Regions from separate parts of the Homo sapiens genome. Here region 1 is linked to region 2. Evidence: chromatin loops called from intact Hi-C (ENCODE). Cell type or tissue: A673. All regions are shown on one strand. Links, peaks and the distances in the headings refer to the core of each region. The heading gives the core; the rest is flanking DNA.

The links. A loop is a pair of places that touch in the nucleus more often than their neighbours do. Peaks named below come from ENCODE experiments on the same cell type or tissue, not always from the same donor. Only the 100,000 strongest peaks of a DNase experiment are listed, where the experiment ranks them.
Region 1: it touches region 2 in a loop (3-fold over the local background); 3 of 110 quality-filtered maps call a loop at or near these places.

Annotation. Positions count from the first base shown.
Region 1 is chr10:84,712,055-84,720,395 of GRCh38, forward strand. No RefSeq gene overlaps it. Among named protein-coding and RNA genes, the nearest start is that of CCSER2, 390 kb to the left of the region's middle. In A673, for the core only: a CTCF peak has its summit at 3,997 (motif pointing left); a DNase peak (open chromatin) is centred at 3,997; H3K27me3 peaks cover 1,784 bases.
Region 2 is chr10:84,370,954-84,379,294 of GRCh38, forward strand. It overlaps CCSER2 (coiled-coil serine rich protein 2), which reads left to right. Exons shown (of 10, transcript NM_001284240.2): 2 at 61-1,516; 3 at 2,666-2,862. The coding sequence starts at 100. Among named protein-coding and RNA genes, the nearest start is that of CCSER2, 47 kb to the left of the region's middle. In A673, for the core only: CTCF peaks have their summits at 4,155 (motif pointing right) and 4,356; a DNase peak (open chromatin) is centred at 4,158.

The DNA of each region.
Region 1 (8,341 bases), core at 149-8,148, 340 kb after region 2:
TGCTTTCCAGCCTCCAATATCAGGGGGATGTTGTCTTCTCTCTTCGTCTCCCTGCCTTTTGAGTTTATTCTTTTTAAACAAAATCTCCTTGCTGTAGTTTCAGTGGGATTACGAGAGAGGGTGCTTTAGATGCATGTGCTCAATCTGCCATCTTTACCTTAAAATCTTGGGATGGAAGTTTCCACCACCCTGGTGTGAAGACAGATTTAATTTGAATCACAGGTTATGGAGAAATGAATGTTTCTTGCACTCTTAAATTTGTGGATACAACTTATTCTGTTTCATATGCTCTGATACATATTCTTCTTCTTTTTTTTTGAGACGGAATCTTGCTCTGTCACCCAGGCTGGAGTGCTGTGGCGCGATCTTGGCTCACTGCAAGCTCCGCCTCTCCGGTTCACGCCATTCTCCTGCCTCAGCGTCCCGAGTAGCTGGGACTACGGGCGCCCGCCGCCACGCCCAGCTAATTTTTTTGTATTTTTAATAGAGACAGAGTTTCACCGTGTTAGCCAGGATGATCTCGATCTCCTGACCTCATGATCCGCCTGCCTTGGCCTCCCAAAGTGCTGGGATTACAGGCGTGAGCCACCGCGCCCGGCCCTGATACATATTCTTATGTCTCTGAGGAATTCACACGTGTGTCTCTGTAATTTGGACATTTTGGGGATGTGTTCATGTTTCTTAAGCAGAAAATGACTCCTCAACCACCCAATCTCCACATACACATTAATGAGCTACCAAATCTTGTGAAGAATATTAACCTCTGTGGCTTTAGCTTCCTCATTGGCAGTATCCTCTTTTCCTTAAGGAATAAGCTGGCCCGTGCATCTGGCATCCTTCTGCCCCTGGCATGTTTGATTTTATGAGTCTGTGAGATTACTTAGTATATAGTGCACCCCATGTTTGCAATTTTTCCCTCTGGTGGAGGTTTCCCATGTGTGGTCCCTTTGTTTCCTGGACACAGGCATAGGTCCTTGCCAGCTGTCAGGCTTCTTCTCATCCCACTCGTCCAAAAAACTAATGTCTTGGCAGGTTTTGTGCTGAATTCAACCTCAGTTACAGCCACTTACTGACCTTCTACTCAGTGGCAGGTGCTCTCTTAACACATGCAGCACACAGAGATGAACTAGTCAAGTCCTGCTGTCCAGAAGCTAGTGATCCAGCAGGGAAGACAAACACATAGCTCAGTATCATACTAAGAAATAGGTTCTTTGATAGCAGTGAAAATAAAATGTGCTGGAAGAAGCACAGGGAAAGAGTGATGAATTTTGCCTGTAGGGATGAGGCAAAGCTTCATACACACTGTGACACATGCATCAGTTCTCACGGGAAAGTACGAATGTTCTAGGCTATAGAAATAGTGTTGGCAAAGGGGGGATGATGTGGGAGAGAGGGAGAAGAGGGAGAGCAGGGAGTGAAGTACAGTGAACATGTGTTGCTATTTTCTGCATATCAGGAGCCTAGATAGGCATGGTGGCAAAGAGGTTATCCTGAGAGAAGAGAGAAGGTTGGCTGAGCAAAAGCTAGTTACCTGGTTGAAGCCTCATTCTGGAGTTTGATTGCCTGGTTTGCAAACTTAGTTTCATCACTTACAGACCCTGTGACTCTTGGAAAGTTGCTTTACCCTTTGATATGGTTTTGCTCTGTGTCCTTGCTTGTATGTCATGTCCAGTTGTAATCCCCAGTGTTGAAGGAGGGGCCTGGTGGGAGGTGATTGGATCATGGGGGCAGATTCTCCCTTGCTGTTCTGGTGATAGTGAGTGAGCTCTCATGAAATCTGGCAGTTTAAAAGTTTGTAGCACCTCTCGCTTTGCTCTCACTTTGCTCTCTTCCTCCAGCTCCAGCTATGTGTAAGATGTGCCTCCTTCCCCTTTCCCTTCTGCCGTGATTATAAGTTTCCTAAGGCATCCTCAGCCATGCTTCCCATACAGCCTATGGAACCATGAGCCAATTAAAACTATTATCTTTATCAATTACCCAGTTTCAGGAATTTCTTTATAGCAGTGCAAGAATGGACTAAGATACCCTTTCTTCAGTTTCCTTATCTGTAAAACAGGAGAGATTATACAAATAAAACAAACTGATGCATGTAAATATTTTTGCACAGTATATGACACATAGGTTAAGTGCTCAAATGATGGCTTTAATTTTATATGCCTGTTTATCTTTTCATCCTTCTATTCAACTATCCACTTCTCTTTATGTCTTTTCTTGTTGTACAAAGGTTTTGACAGACAGAAAAAGGTATTGAAGGGCTCTCAGGGAGAGTACGATGAGTTCAGTTTTAGATGTTATGAGTTTGCTGTGCCTGTGGGATACTCAAGTGGTGATGTCAAACAGAGATTTTGAAAATTTGGTTCCAGGTGTTCATAGGAGAGGTCAGAGTTGGAGATATGGATTTGTGAGTGACAGGTGAAGTCAATGGCGGGAATGAGATTAGAATTGGAGGGGAGATTGGGAATGAAGTCTAGGGCATTAGTACCTTGATGAACTTCTCCATTTCAAAGTAGAAAGAGGAAGAGGAGAGAGGGAAGGTGTATTACTCTGCTTGGGCTGCCATAACAAAATACCAAATACTGGACAGCAGCATAAACAACAAGAGTGTCTTGTTTCACAGCTCTGGAGGCTGAAAGTCCAAAAATCAAGGTCCACAGGGTCAGGCTCTGTTGAGGACTCTTTTCTTGGCTTGCAGATGGCCACCTTCTCATTGCATCATCATGTGGCCTGTTTTTGTTGTGTGCAAACAAGGAGATGGAGGGAGAAGCAGGAAGAAAGAGAAAGTGGGAGAGAAAGAGCTCTCTGGTGTCTCTTCTCATAGGAACACTAACCGCATCTGATCAGGGCCCCACCCTTATTACCTCATTTAACCTTGACTATCTCCATAAAGTTGCTATCTTCAAACACAATCACATTGGAGGTTGGGACTTGAATTGTGTACCCCCTCCCCTAACTCATATTAGGGGAGGGGGGACCCAATTCAGCTCATAGCAGAATGTGACTTAGAAAAATAGAAGAGGTAAGGAAGAATTTGAGGGACAGCAGGGAAACTGGGGGATGAGAGAAGTTCTTGAAAATGCAAGGCCAACAATGTCAAAAGATGCAGTAATAATAATAAAAAAAGAATAGCTACAATGTCATGTGTAACTATTGTGGGTAACCCTTTACATGAGTTACTTCGTAATTCCTCATATCATCCTGTGCTGTCAGTCCCTTTTTGAGTTGAAGAAACTGAAGTTGGTAGAAATTGAGTAATGTGATGGCGCTTCCCCAGCTGGTTAGTGGAGAGCCAGTTTTCAAACATGGGTTTCTGATCCCAAGTTGTGTATTATTTCCATTGTGCTCAGTTGCTCTCCTGGCGGGAGGTTGATGTTGAGAAGAGGTCACAGGGTTGGAGGGGTTTTGGGATGGGTCAGTGATGGTATGAGAAAAAGGGTGCTGGTCTAACTTAGGCCCATGGGCTATATTTTCTGACCCTTGCTAAGAGAAACATAACTGTGACTGTAAAGAGAGAGGGAGGTTAGTGGCTGGTTAGGGATGGGTCAATGGTGGTATGAGAAAAAGAAGGGCAGGTTTCAGGATGTGGGTTATACGGGGAAGTGGGGAAGTGCAGCCTGGTAAATCTTAGACCATTGTGCGGATTGTAAGTGCCCTTTGACATGTTGTCTATTCATGGGAAAGATGACTCTATAGTCAGTAGCTCTAGGAAGCCCAGCATTCTGTGTTTCTTGGTATCAGAACGCATTTGCACAACATTGGATGTTTTCTTCCCTACCCTTGCTTATTGGAGCTGCATCGCTGGCCAAAAGCTCTGCATGGGTTTTGACTGCAGGCAGGTGCAACCCAACAGCACCTCACCTCAAGCATGCACCTGTACCTGATGCTGCCTGCTGTCACCATGGGTCTCTTCTCTGGTTCCCACAGGTTGTTGGATACATTTCCCCCTGATTCCTGCATTACACACAATCCTGCAACGTGGTGTACACAGGAGCCAGCATCTGCCCCCTAGTGGCAGCCAACTTGGCAGTGCAGCCTCATTTTCCCTCTCTGCTTCCCCCGCCTTGTCCCTGTCATGCTCCTTGGGATTGTACTTCCTAACAAGGCACATAAGTCTTCCTAAATAGTGCAGAAATCTTCTGCCTCAGGCTCATTTCTTTTGAAAATGAAGCTTTTACATGCAGGCCATAACACCCCTTCCTTTAGAGATTCACAGTGTGTGTAAGCATAATATAGTTTCTTTTTTTTTTTTTTTTTTTTGAGACGGAGTCTCGCTCTGTCGCCCAGGCCGGACTGCGGACTGCAGTGGCGCAATCTCGGCTCACTGCAAGCTCCGCTTCCCGGGTTCACGCCATTCTCCTGCCTCAGCCTCCCGAGTAGCTGGGACTACAGGCGCCCGCCACCGCGCCCGGCTAATTTTTTGTATTTTTAGTAGAGACGGGGTTTCACCTTGTTAGCCAGGATGGTCTCGATCTCCTGACCTCATGATCCACCCGCCTCGGCCTCCCAAAGTGCTGGGATTACAGGCGTGAGCCACCGCGCCCGGCCTGCATAATATAGTTTCTAAGAATTTTTACAGAAAAAGCCTCTGCATAATCCAGAGAGCCCTAAGCTTATTAAACTTTGAGTCTCTTTTTTTATTTTAAATATTACACTAATTCAACTCCAAGGATTATAGTGTTCTACAATGTATGGGACACAGATTGAGTTTAGCTTGTGTAGTCTATTTCCAAGGGAAGGGATCAGCAAACATTTCCCTATAATGGGCCATATAGTAAATATTTAAGGCTTTGCAGGCCATAAGGTCTCTGTCGCCACTACTGAACGCCAGCATTGTAGCCAGAAGTAGGCATAGATAATGGAGAAATGAATGGGCATAGCTTTATTTACAAAATAAGGTGGTGGGCTGAATTTGGCCCATGGGCCATAGCTTGCTGACCCCTGCTAAGAGAAACATAAGTGTGAATGGAAAGAGAGGGAGGTTAGTGGCTGGTTAGGGAAAGACAGCAGAACTGAAATGAGGGAAAAATGCAAGGAAACTGAGGGTGATCTCCTCTCACTGCTAAGTGTCTCTCACCTTTCTTCGTGTGCCTCCTGAATTCCTTGATATGGTCAACAGAGCAAGCATAGAAAATAACCTCTCACCCTTCTTTGTGTGCTTCCTGAATTCCTTGATATTGTCAACATAGCAAGCATGGAAAATAACCTCTCACTTTGCCTATAATCTGTTTGGCATGATCAAGGTAGGTCAGCTGTTCAGAGTCACCTTTGACCTCCCTGCCCTTGTACATAGATGTACAGCATTTCCAGAGTCCTTCTCAGCCCTGCGTCATCAGGAGTTGATGAAAGCCTATTATTCTTGCCCATTGCTAGCATTGATCTTATGGCTCTGCCTCCCTAAGCAGGCTGCTTGTTGGTGTAATGCATCTTGGGGCAATCTATGGTGCCAGGCCCAATGGAAGAGGGGCCTGAGCGGCTCTTCCCAACCCCGGCTGGGCTTGTGGGTGTGTAAACAAGCTGTGTGGTGCAGAGCATCAAGTGTGCCCAGCATGTCCTACTTTTTTTTTTTTTAACATTTTTCTTTTCATAGTCAAGACAATAGGAATATATCATTAGGCTGATTCCAGCTTAGATATATGAGAACTGAGAAGAGGATGAATGGTAGCGGGGAGGAAAATTCATAGGCAGCCAGCACCTGCTGATGCCAGGCCCCTTAGTAGGCACTTTGCATGCTATCTCATGTAATCTTCAGAGTCTTTGAGTAAATGCTGTTGTTTTTATCTTTCTGAAGAATCAGAGATGATATATATCTTGCCCAAAGTTATATGGCTAGCATGAAGGGTAGCAGCAATAAAATTCCAGAAAGGCAACACTAACGCCTGTGCAATTCTTTCTACCTCTCACTGAGACATGCCTGCTACTTGGCATGTCTGAAAATGAAGTCCCTGTGGCACTGAGTCAGTTTCTTCCACATGTGAAGGAGTGTATGACACTGCTGTCAAGTGTAGATACATGCTGAAATTTAAGTGTGAAACCAGCTCCCTTTCAAGTTGTTCTCATGTTCTCTCATAGAACATGAGAGAAGCTATGTCTCTATTTCTCCATTCCTGGTAGCTGAACTAACTTGCCCACTCCTTGCAGCTCAACCTTAGACCTTTGGAGCAACCGTATTCAGAGAGGGTTGTGTAGAAAGAGAGTAGAGTCCATGAAACTCAAATGCCTACGTGACTAGTACAGAGCCAGCTTTTGCAGAATTGCTCTCAACAAGCTCTTTTCTCATATGCTGTTTGCATGATTTATTATTAAAATCAATGGCATTGTACTGTATCAGCTTGTCAAACCAGGGACTGACGATATGTAAAATGAACATGAAAGAAGCCATGTATGGGATGAGCAGAAGGCAGGCCTACCAACTCTAAAATGATGGGTGAGCTGAAATTTTGATGCTTCTGGTGGAGTAGTAGGCATCAGATCTGATCGAATCTGCTCTCTTGGGGACAATGAATGCTAGGTGAACTATGAGAAAGAATTTTTTTTTTAAATTCAGATTCTTATCTTTGAGGATGTGAAGACTTGTTCTGGCTTCCAAGGAAGCTAGTTTGACAGATGACAGTTATGGAACATCTAGGTGGGAAGTGGGGCTGTGGAGAACTTCCTCTGTGCTTTCTGGCAAGTCTCTGTTGTTGAAGATTATTGCAGTGCCTGCTCACTGAATTCCCAGGACATGTATGTGGCAGGCGGGAGCAGAATCTGGGGTGTACACTCCACTCTTGATCAAAACCATTAGACTTAGTGCTGAGGCCCACTGGAGAAGCCCCTGACACCGACAGCCAGCTCTCCCATCTTGGGACTGACATTTTGCTTGGCTTTGGCCTCTGACTGCCCTGATCCTGCCCACAGAAGTGACTGGATGTTGACTCTGCTTTGATTTGGATTCGTGCTCTTGATGGGAGGTGTCCATATGAGTATCCGTGAGATGGTAGAAAGGAAACTATGATGCATAAATGTGCACCACCACATGTATTCATCAGAGGTCCCCAGAGAAACAGAGCCAATAGGATATATACAGATATACATATGGGGAGGTTTATTGCAGGAATTGTCTCTTGTGGTTATGGAGACTAAGAAATCCCATGATCTGCTGTCTGTAAACCACAGACCCAGAAAAGCTGCTGGTGTAATTCAGTCCAAATCTGAAGCTTGAGAACAAGGAGCACCCATGTCTTCAGGCAAGAGAAGATGGATATCTCAGCTCAAGCAGAGAGACTGAAGCTGACATTCCTCTACCTTTCTGTTCTATTCAGACTCTCGACAGAATGGATGATGCTCATTCATATTAATGAGGGTGGATCTTCTCAGTCTACCAATGCAAATGCTAATCTCTTCCAAAAACACCCTCATAGACACACCCAGGAATAATGTTTTACCAGCTGTTGGGAATTCCTTAGTCCAGCCAAGTTGACACATAAAATGAACCACCACACCATGGGAATTGGTGGCTGTGTTAACTGGCAGAGCCTTCACAACAACACATGTTGGGTGCTCTGGCTCAGAGGCAGATATGAGTTAACTGAAAATAGTATAGGATGAGACCTGGGGGAAGTGATTAAACAATGGCCAGGCCTCCTCCTGATCACAGTTCTTGAGAATGGAGAATTCACCTCTAGCTTCCTGGGTTCATCTCACTCTAACATACATAAATGTCCAACAGTACCTTTATTTGTAATAACCCCAAACTGGAAACAATCCAAATATTCATCAATAGATAAGTGTGTAAACAAAATGGGGTACACCCATACAATGGAATACTACTTAGCAATAGCAATGAATAAACTACTGATCCACGGGACAGCATGGATGAATTGCAAAGTAATTATGTTGAGTGAAGGAAGCCAGACAAAAAGAGAGTACATAGTCTGTGATTCTAATTAGATAAAGTTATAGAAAATGCAGACTAAGCTACTATGACAGAAGGCTGGGAATGACAGGGACCAGGAAAGGGATGGAGGAATAAATTATAAAGGAGCAAGAAGAAACTTTGGAGGATGTTGAGATGTTGAATATGTTCATAATTGTGATGTGGTGTTGGTTTCATGGGAGTGAACACTTGTCAAAACTTATCAAACTATATTTTGAACATGTGCAACTTATGGTATGTGAATGATACCTCAACGAAAGTTTGTTTTAAAATCCAACTTGAAAGCCAACTTCCTTGGGCTCCACCTGTCCTCATATCAAAATTATGCCTTTCCTCTTTTTTCTACCTTCTCCAGCGGACTTCCTGAGGCCAGTGCAGGCACTAGGTTCATCTGGTTTATTATTATTCTAACGATGTCTGGCCTTAGAA
Region 2 (8,341 bases), core at 151-8,150:
TAATTCATGTAATTATCCTTATTTAGGAATGTTTAATGTACTTCTTTTTTCTCTTCACAGATTCTTTCAACTTTTAAGAACAAATGCACCTTATAGCTCATGGAAGAAAAAACACAAATCAAGACATTTTTGGGTTCCAAGTTGCCAAAGTATGGAACAAAATCTGTAAGAAGTACATTGCAGCCAATGCCAAATGGGACACCTGTTAATTTATTAGGAACTTCCAAGAATAGTAATGTCAAAAGTTACATCAAAAATAATGGCTCTGATTGTCCATCATCTCATTCATTTAATTGGAGGAAAGCAAATAAATATCAGCTTTGTGCACAAGGTGTCGAAGAGCCTAACAATACTCAAAATTCACATGATAAAATAATTGATCCTGAAAAACGTGTTCCTACTCAAGGAATGTTTGATAAAAATGGGATAAAGGGAGGTTTGAAAAGTGTTTCTTTATTCACATCAAAGTTAGCAAAGCCATCCACTATGTTTGTGTCATCTACAGAGGAGTTAAACCAAAAGTCTTTTTCTGGACCATCTAATTTGGGTAAATTCACCAAAGGCACATTATTAGGAAGGACTTCATATTCTTCGATCAATACTCCAAAATCACAGTTGAATGGATTTTATGGAAACCGATCAGCTGGTAGCATGCAAAGGCCTAGAGCGAACTCCTGTGCCACCAGAAGCAGTTCTGGAGAAAGCTTAGCTCAATCCCCAGACAGTAGTAAATCTATTAATTGTGAAAAAATGGTAAGGTCACAAAGTTTTTCACATTCCATTCAGAATTCATTCCTTCCACCTTCATCTATAACCAGATCACATTCCTTTAATAGAGCTGTGGATCTTACAAAGCCTTATCAGAACCAACAGCTATCCATTAGAGTGCCTCTACGGTCAAGTATGCTAACAAGAAATTCCCGGCAGCCAGAAGTACTCAATGGGAATGAACATTTGGGGTATGGATTTAATAGGCCTTATGCTGCTGGTGGAAAGAAGTTGGCTTTACCAAATGGCCCAGGTGTAACTTCTACTTTAGGTTATAGAATGGTTCATCCCTCTCTACTGAAATCTAGCCGATCTCCATTTTCTGGGACTATGACAGTTGATGGAAATAAAAATTCACCTGCTGACACATGTGTAGAGGAAGATGCTACAGTTTTGGCTAAGGACAGAGCTGCTAATAAGGACCAAGAACTGATTGAAAATGAAAGTTATAGAACAAAAAACAACCAGACCATGAAACATGATGCTAAAATGAGATACCTGAGTGATGATGTGGATGACATTTCCTTGTCGTCTTTGTCATCTTCTGATAAGAATGATTTAAGTGAAGACTTTAGTGATGATTTTATAGATATAGAAGACTCCAACAGAACTAGAATAACTCCAGAGGAAATGTCTCTCAAAGAAGAGAAACATGAAAATGGGCCACCACAGGATATGTTTGATTCCCCCAAGGAAAATGAAAAAGCCTTCAGTAAAACTGATGAATGGATAGATATAAGTGTCTCTGGTAAATATTACTTACCTTAAGTTTTTTTGCTTTCTTTTAAATAATATAACTGAACTTACATTTAGGATTATCTTCAGATAGATTTCAAGATATTATCAGTTTCACGGAGGGATAGATCTAGACAAAATTGAGGTGGGTTAACGTTTATTTTCCTGTGACTTTTGCTCCATACCCCATTTTTCACCCTATCCAAGACAATATTAATAAAACCACTCTTAACCTTTGTTGTTCTTTGGCTGTTATACACAGCCTATTCCTGCTTAGTATATGCAGTGCTTCTAAATGACTTCCCCTGCTTACCTCAACCAGTGTGGTATGCCATTAAACAAACCATCTCTTCTCTTAGGATAGCATTTCATTGCTATTTGTTAAGAGTAAAGCTGTACCAAAGGGTACAATGAGATAATATAGGTTATGTCTAATCTCACGGATTTTTTTATCCTAGAAAATTCTTCTTGTTTAGCAATTTTTTAGATACACTTCCTGAGAGAGCTTTATTTATTTATTAAACTGAAGAAAGTGAAATAATACCTGTTAAACATTTCCTCTTATGTTTGGTTATCCTGTTACTAAATGCTGGATAAAATGTATTTGGTATTTGTATGCCCATATACCTGAATAAAGAACAACTAAAGGGATTAGATATAGACATGTGGTATAATCAGGGGACTAGATCGTGCATAGAAATGCATGTACAAACCCTTGATTGTCTATAGGTCTTCTAAAAGAGACTGCCGGAACAAGTTTATTTCCTTATAGGGAGGCAATTATGAGTACCCTACATTATTTAATCTATGAAGTTAAATAGTGTACACAGAGGAAAAGGAGTTTCCTGGCCAGTGTTTAAAAATAAATATCTTGGGAAATATAGGAATATGAGGGTTTATTTACATTTTTGGAAATATTACAGAAGTGAAAGATGACTAAATGAATTTTCTTTTCCTCTATTAGAAAATATTTCAGTAGGTTATTTTAAAGATTTTGGCTCTTGATGTTTTTATTGCTTAGGATATAGAAAATGCTACAGTTATGAGTGCTTTTTTTGAGCCAGCTTTTTTGCTATGATATATCAAATTATTAGCACTTATATTTTTAGGACACGAGAAACAATTATATTTTTGTGAATCAGTAACCTTTTTTCTCTTGAAGACAGGAGTGAATGTACAAAACATACTTCTGGGAATAATTTGGTTTCACCAGATACAGACTACAGAGCTGGTTCTTCGTTTGAACTCTCTCCATCTGATAGCTCTGATGGAACATACATGTGGGATGAAGAAGGCTTGGAACCCATTGGAAATGTCCATCCAGTTGGGAGCTATGAGTCCTCTGAAATGAACAGCATAGTATGTATGGATTTATATACTCTTGGAATATTTTGTTTACCCTACTATAGAGAGACTTGTGATATGATTGATTTTGTAAAAAATTTATGAATTAACTTTACTACTTTGAGAAATGGAAATTCATATTTGTTAAGAGCCTATAAAATATCTGACTCTAATATGAAATAAAGCATGGAGAATATATGACATTTGACTTAAATATACTCAACATGTTTACATATATATTCCTCATACATATGTGCATACTATATTAGTAGTTTAATCTATGCCAGTGGTTCTCAAAGACTGGGGGAGGAGGTCAATGACTGGAGGTGGTTTTGGTTGTCATATTGATGAGTGCTTCTTGGCATCTAGTGGGTAGATGCCAAGGATGTTGTTTAACATCCCACAGTCCACAAGACAGAGACCACAATGAATTATCTAGCCTAAGATGGCAGTACTGCTGCTGTTGAGAAACCTTGGCCTGTGCTATACTGAGGTAACATTGAAGTGCCAACTCTCAGTGGGATAATACAATACAAGTGTATTATTTTACTCTTAGAAAGTTTGTTGTGGGTCTGGACAGCTCTCTAGGGCAGCTGTCTTTAGTGATCTAAACTACTTTGATTTTGGGGCTTGACCATCTTTTGAGGTCCCTTCTTTTCACTATGGCAGAGGAAGAGAGTGCCAGAGGGTCTCACACATATAATTACTTGCATTGGCCTGCAGGCAACACTTGGCACTTCCGTTCATGATCTGTTGACCAGAACTAATCATGTGGTCCCATCTGAGTACTAAAGGGACAGGAAGTGTAATCTTTGTGTGTGCCTGGAAGGCAAGGGAATCAGCTATGGGCAAGTGTTAGAAGACCTGCCATGAATTTATATGTGCATATTTTAAGAAACATGGCAAGTAATGTGGATAATATGCCATATGGGTAAAGTGTAATTGGTATGTTTAAAGTGACTCATTGCAGTTATTCAGTATATAAAATACGATTTTCCAGTAGTTGTATGGGAAAATTGGTAGTCTGTGGATATATTAAATTCCAAGTGGATTTCAGGCAATGTAATTTTCTATACTCCTATAAACCTTTTACTTAAGCCATTGTTAACGGAGGCTTAAATTGCACAAACATTTTTTTTAACCGTTGTCAACACCTTGCATACAAACATTTAATTTAGAGACAGTGTCTTCATCTCATTAGATAAAGGAGGCTCAGAAAAGATAACAGTTTAAGACCTTATATGCTGTCTTACTAGGAGTTTTAAGGCAAATATGATTGAAGTGCAAATGAAAAAGGTGTCCAGCAGATGGCAGCAATAAACCACTTAGTACCTGACAGTTTTTGGAGGCTAACCACCTTGATTCAGTTCATTGTTCCTGTAACTAATCACAAAATAGCTTTCTGTCAAAGATTTCAGAATGCATCTGGATTAACTGTTAGTCCTTAAGATCCATGAGTTTCCTCCTTGTTCAGTAGGTTTATGTCTATTGGTATGGGAAGAAAAAAACATCCATTCTGTGCTTTGGAACAAGATGGTGTTTCTGTCTTTCTCTTCTGATCTAAGGAGAAGATGACAAAGTCTGAGAAAGAATAGAGAGTTGATGGCAAAAGTTGAGAACCATGTGTTGAGTTCTCGTACAGTGATGTAGGATTTACCATTTTTGCTCTGAAGTTACGTGAATTTTTTGTTTTGTATAAATTTTAGGCGTGTACCTGTTCAGAATTGTTGGTTTGTTTTTTTTTTTTTTTTGGTGAATTGGACTTTCCATCATTACTTAGTGATCTTCTCTATCTCTAACTATGCTTTTTGTTTTCACACTCCTTTTTTTCCAAATATTAATATACCTTACCAGTTTTATTTATATATTTTCTCTTCTTTTACTATCAGCCTTTTTTATGTATAGCAAATAGTTTATTATTTTAAAATTTTCAGTTTGTCTTTTTCTTTTGACTAGTGAGTTTAATCCTTTTATGTTTGTATTGTTATACTTGGACTGTATTTACTCTGCCATCTTATTATTTTTATTTAAATTGTCTTGCTTTTTTTTTCTGTTTCTTTTTCTTTTTTTTTTTTCCTACAGTGGTTCAAAGTAGTATCTCTTACTTAACCCCTCAAGACCTTTAGCATATTCTCACTTTTCTTGTCTCTGCAACACTGCTTCTACCAGTCCAGGTAAAGATAAGGAGCTTTCACTAGAATGTACATCAACTGTGTCACTTCTAACACAGTTTAGTTCCACCCACTGTTCATTTCTGCTGACATTGTTTTTGTAGTAAGTCTTCCTTTTTGAAAGAAACAATGTGTTGATATACATTCTGATGCAATCTCCTAATCATGTCAAGGATCCCAACAAATAGTTTGTAGACTGATTACTTTTCATAACACCAGTCTAGAATCCTGGCTATTTATTTGTTTACATGCTACCAGTATTATGCAGAGGTCTGATTTACGTACAGTAAAATGCACAAATCTTCTGCAGACAGACCAGAGAATTTTGATAAATTTGTATGCTTGTTTGACAATCATCCATATTAAGATATAGAATACTCCCATCGCTCCAGAGTGTTCCCTTTCTGTTCCTTTCAGTCAGTCATTCTCTTACTCTGCAATCACTGTTGGTTTCGGTCACTATAAATTAGCTTTGACTGTTCTTGAACTTTATATAAATGAAATCATAAAGGTGCTGGTTTATATCTAGCTTCTTTTCATTAATATTATGTATTTGTCAGTTGTAGTTTCTTTACTCTTGTATCATATTCCTTTGTGTGAATATACTACAACTTATCTTATTGTTCATGGGCATTTAGGTTGGTTCCAGTTTCTGGCTATTAGAGTATTGCATGATTGTGAAGATTTTGATATATGTTTTTTTGGTGAACACTTATTCATTTTTGTTGGGAAAATGTGTAGGAGAGAGATTCCTGGGTTATAGGCTATGCTGATGGATAAAGATGCTGTCAGTGTTTCAAAGTGATTGTGCCTGTTTACACTCCCCACTGGCAGTAAATGAACATTCCGGAAAATTCACCTTCTTGTCTATTCTTGGTGCTTTCTGCCTTTTTGCATTTTTGCTATTTTGTGGGTATAGTAGTATTGCATTGAGATTTTGTCTTGTATTTTTTGATAACTACTCACAGAGCACCTTCACATATGTTTATTGGGCCATTAGGATATATCCTCTTCTGTGAAGTGTCTTGTGTTGGGTTTGTTTTCTTAATGATTTGTAAAAATTCTTCATATTTTTTGACATAAATATTTATTTTATATCAATATGTAGATGTTTGTATTCATGTGTATATTTACATTTTATATATGTAGAGTGTATTCTTTACTGTGAGTTGCTTTTGAAATCTCTTAGTGTCTGTTGATATAGAACTTACCAATTTTGATATTGTCCAGTTTTACAAGTTTTCCCTTTACCGTTACCACTTTTTAAAAAACTGTTTGTGAAGTCTTTTCCCACCTTAATATCATGAATATATGTTTCAATGTTTTGCTCTAAAAGCATTATTTATTTTTAACCTTTTACCTGTAGGTCTCTAGTCCCCATCTGGAAATTATTTTTCTGTATGGTGTGAGATAGATGTCACGATTAATTTATTTTAGTCATCTTTCCCCCACTGTACTTCAGGGTCATCTTTGTCATAAATCAGTGACTGCATATATAAATATTTCATTGCATAGACAAATATTTCTGTTTATTTTGTCAGTTATATGTTATTTTCATTATCGTAGCTTTAAAATAAATTTTGCTGCCTGGTAGGGTAAGTCTTCCAGCTTTGTTCTTTTCCAAGATTTCTGTAGCACTTCTTAACCTTTTGTATTTCCAATTAAATATTAGAATGAGCTTGTCCGTTTCCAGGAAGGACCTGCAGGGATTTTGAATGGGATTGCATTGAATTTATAGATGATTTTGGAGAGAATTGACATATTTATGATGGAGATATAGTCCTCCATTAATTTCAGACTTTAGAAATACTTCTTGCTAATGTTTTGTACTTTTCTATAAAATGTTATGCATGTTTGATTTTGACACTGTAAGTGGTACCATTTTTATAATTTTATGAGTTTTTGTTGTATATACAAATATACCTGATTTTTATCATGTATATTGGACTTTTCTAATAACCTTGTAAATTCATCTACTAGTTATAATAATTTGCCTTTGGATGATTTTGGAACTTGTATATACATTCTATAATCATACCATTTGCAAAAAAGTTGCCTCACCACCCCAGCGCTTGCCCTATTACACAAGTTAGGACCACCAACGTGATGTTGAATTGAAATGGTGATAGAATTTCAGAGAGAAAGCCTTAATAGTTCACCATTAAAGTTTTTGGGAGTTGAGAGGGAGTTTAATCAGAGTATGGAAATTCTCTTTTATTTTGTTTGCTGAATTTTTGTTGTGAATGAATATTAAGTTTTACCAAATGCTTTCTCTACGTCTGTTGAGATAATGAAGTTTTTTTTGTGTTAGTGTGGTAGATTGCATGGCTTGATTTTCAAATAGTAAACTACCTTTCCATTCTTAGAATACATTCACTTGGTCGTGATGTATTATCTTTTCAAATGTTGTTAAACTAGATTTTCTAATTTTTATATTTTAAAATTATTTTTTAAAATTAAATTTTTTTTTTTTTTTTTTTGAGACGAAGTCTCGCTCTTCTCACCCAGGCTGGAGTGCGATGGCGCAATCTTGGCTCACTGCAACCTCTGCCTCCCAGGTTCAAGCGTTTCTTCTGCCTCAGCCTCCCGAGTAGCTGGGATTACAGGCGCCTGCCATCACGCCTGGCTAAATTTTGTATTTTTAGTAGAGACAGGGTTTCACCATGTTGGCCAGGCTGGTCTCGAACTCCTGACCTCAGGTGATCCACCCGCCTTGGCCTCCCAAAATAGTGGGATTACAGGCATGTGCCACCGCGCCCGGCCTAAAAATTAATTTTTAGAAAAGAGATAGGGTCTGTCTCTTTTTGTCCAGTCTGGCCTTGAACTCCTGGGCTGAAGTAATCCTCCTCCCACAGTCTCCCAAGTAGCTGGGACTACAGGTGCATGCCACTATACCCAGCTCTGCTAATAGTCTATGTTTTTGCATGTATGTTCATGAGTAAGATTGTTCTACTCTGTAATTTTCTTGTTTTTCTACTTGTTCTTGCCATGTTTTGGTATCAAGATCATGCTGGCTTTATAATGAGTTGAGAAGTGTTTCTTATTTTTCTGTCCTTTGAAAGAATTTGTGTACAACTAATGTGCTTATTCCTTAGGTATGTAAAAGAATTTGCCAGAATTCAGCCTTCTGGACCTGGAGTTTTCTTTATGAGAAGGTTTTTAATAACAGTTTTAATTTTTAGATATTGGCATATTAAAATTTGTATGTATATTCGTGTTGGTTTTTGAAAATTTGTCCATTTCATCTAAACTTGTCATTTGTTGGTGAAAGTTGTTTAGGATTATCCTCTTTTTAACATCTTATAGGGACGTCTGCTTTTCAT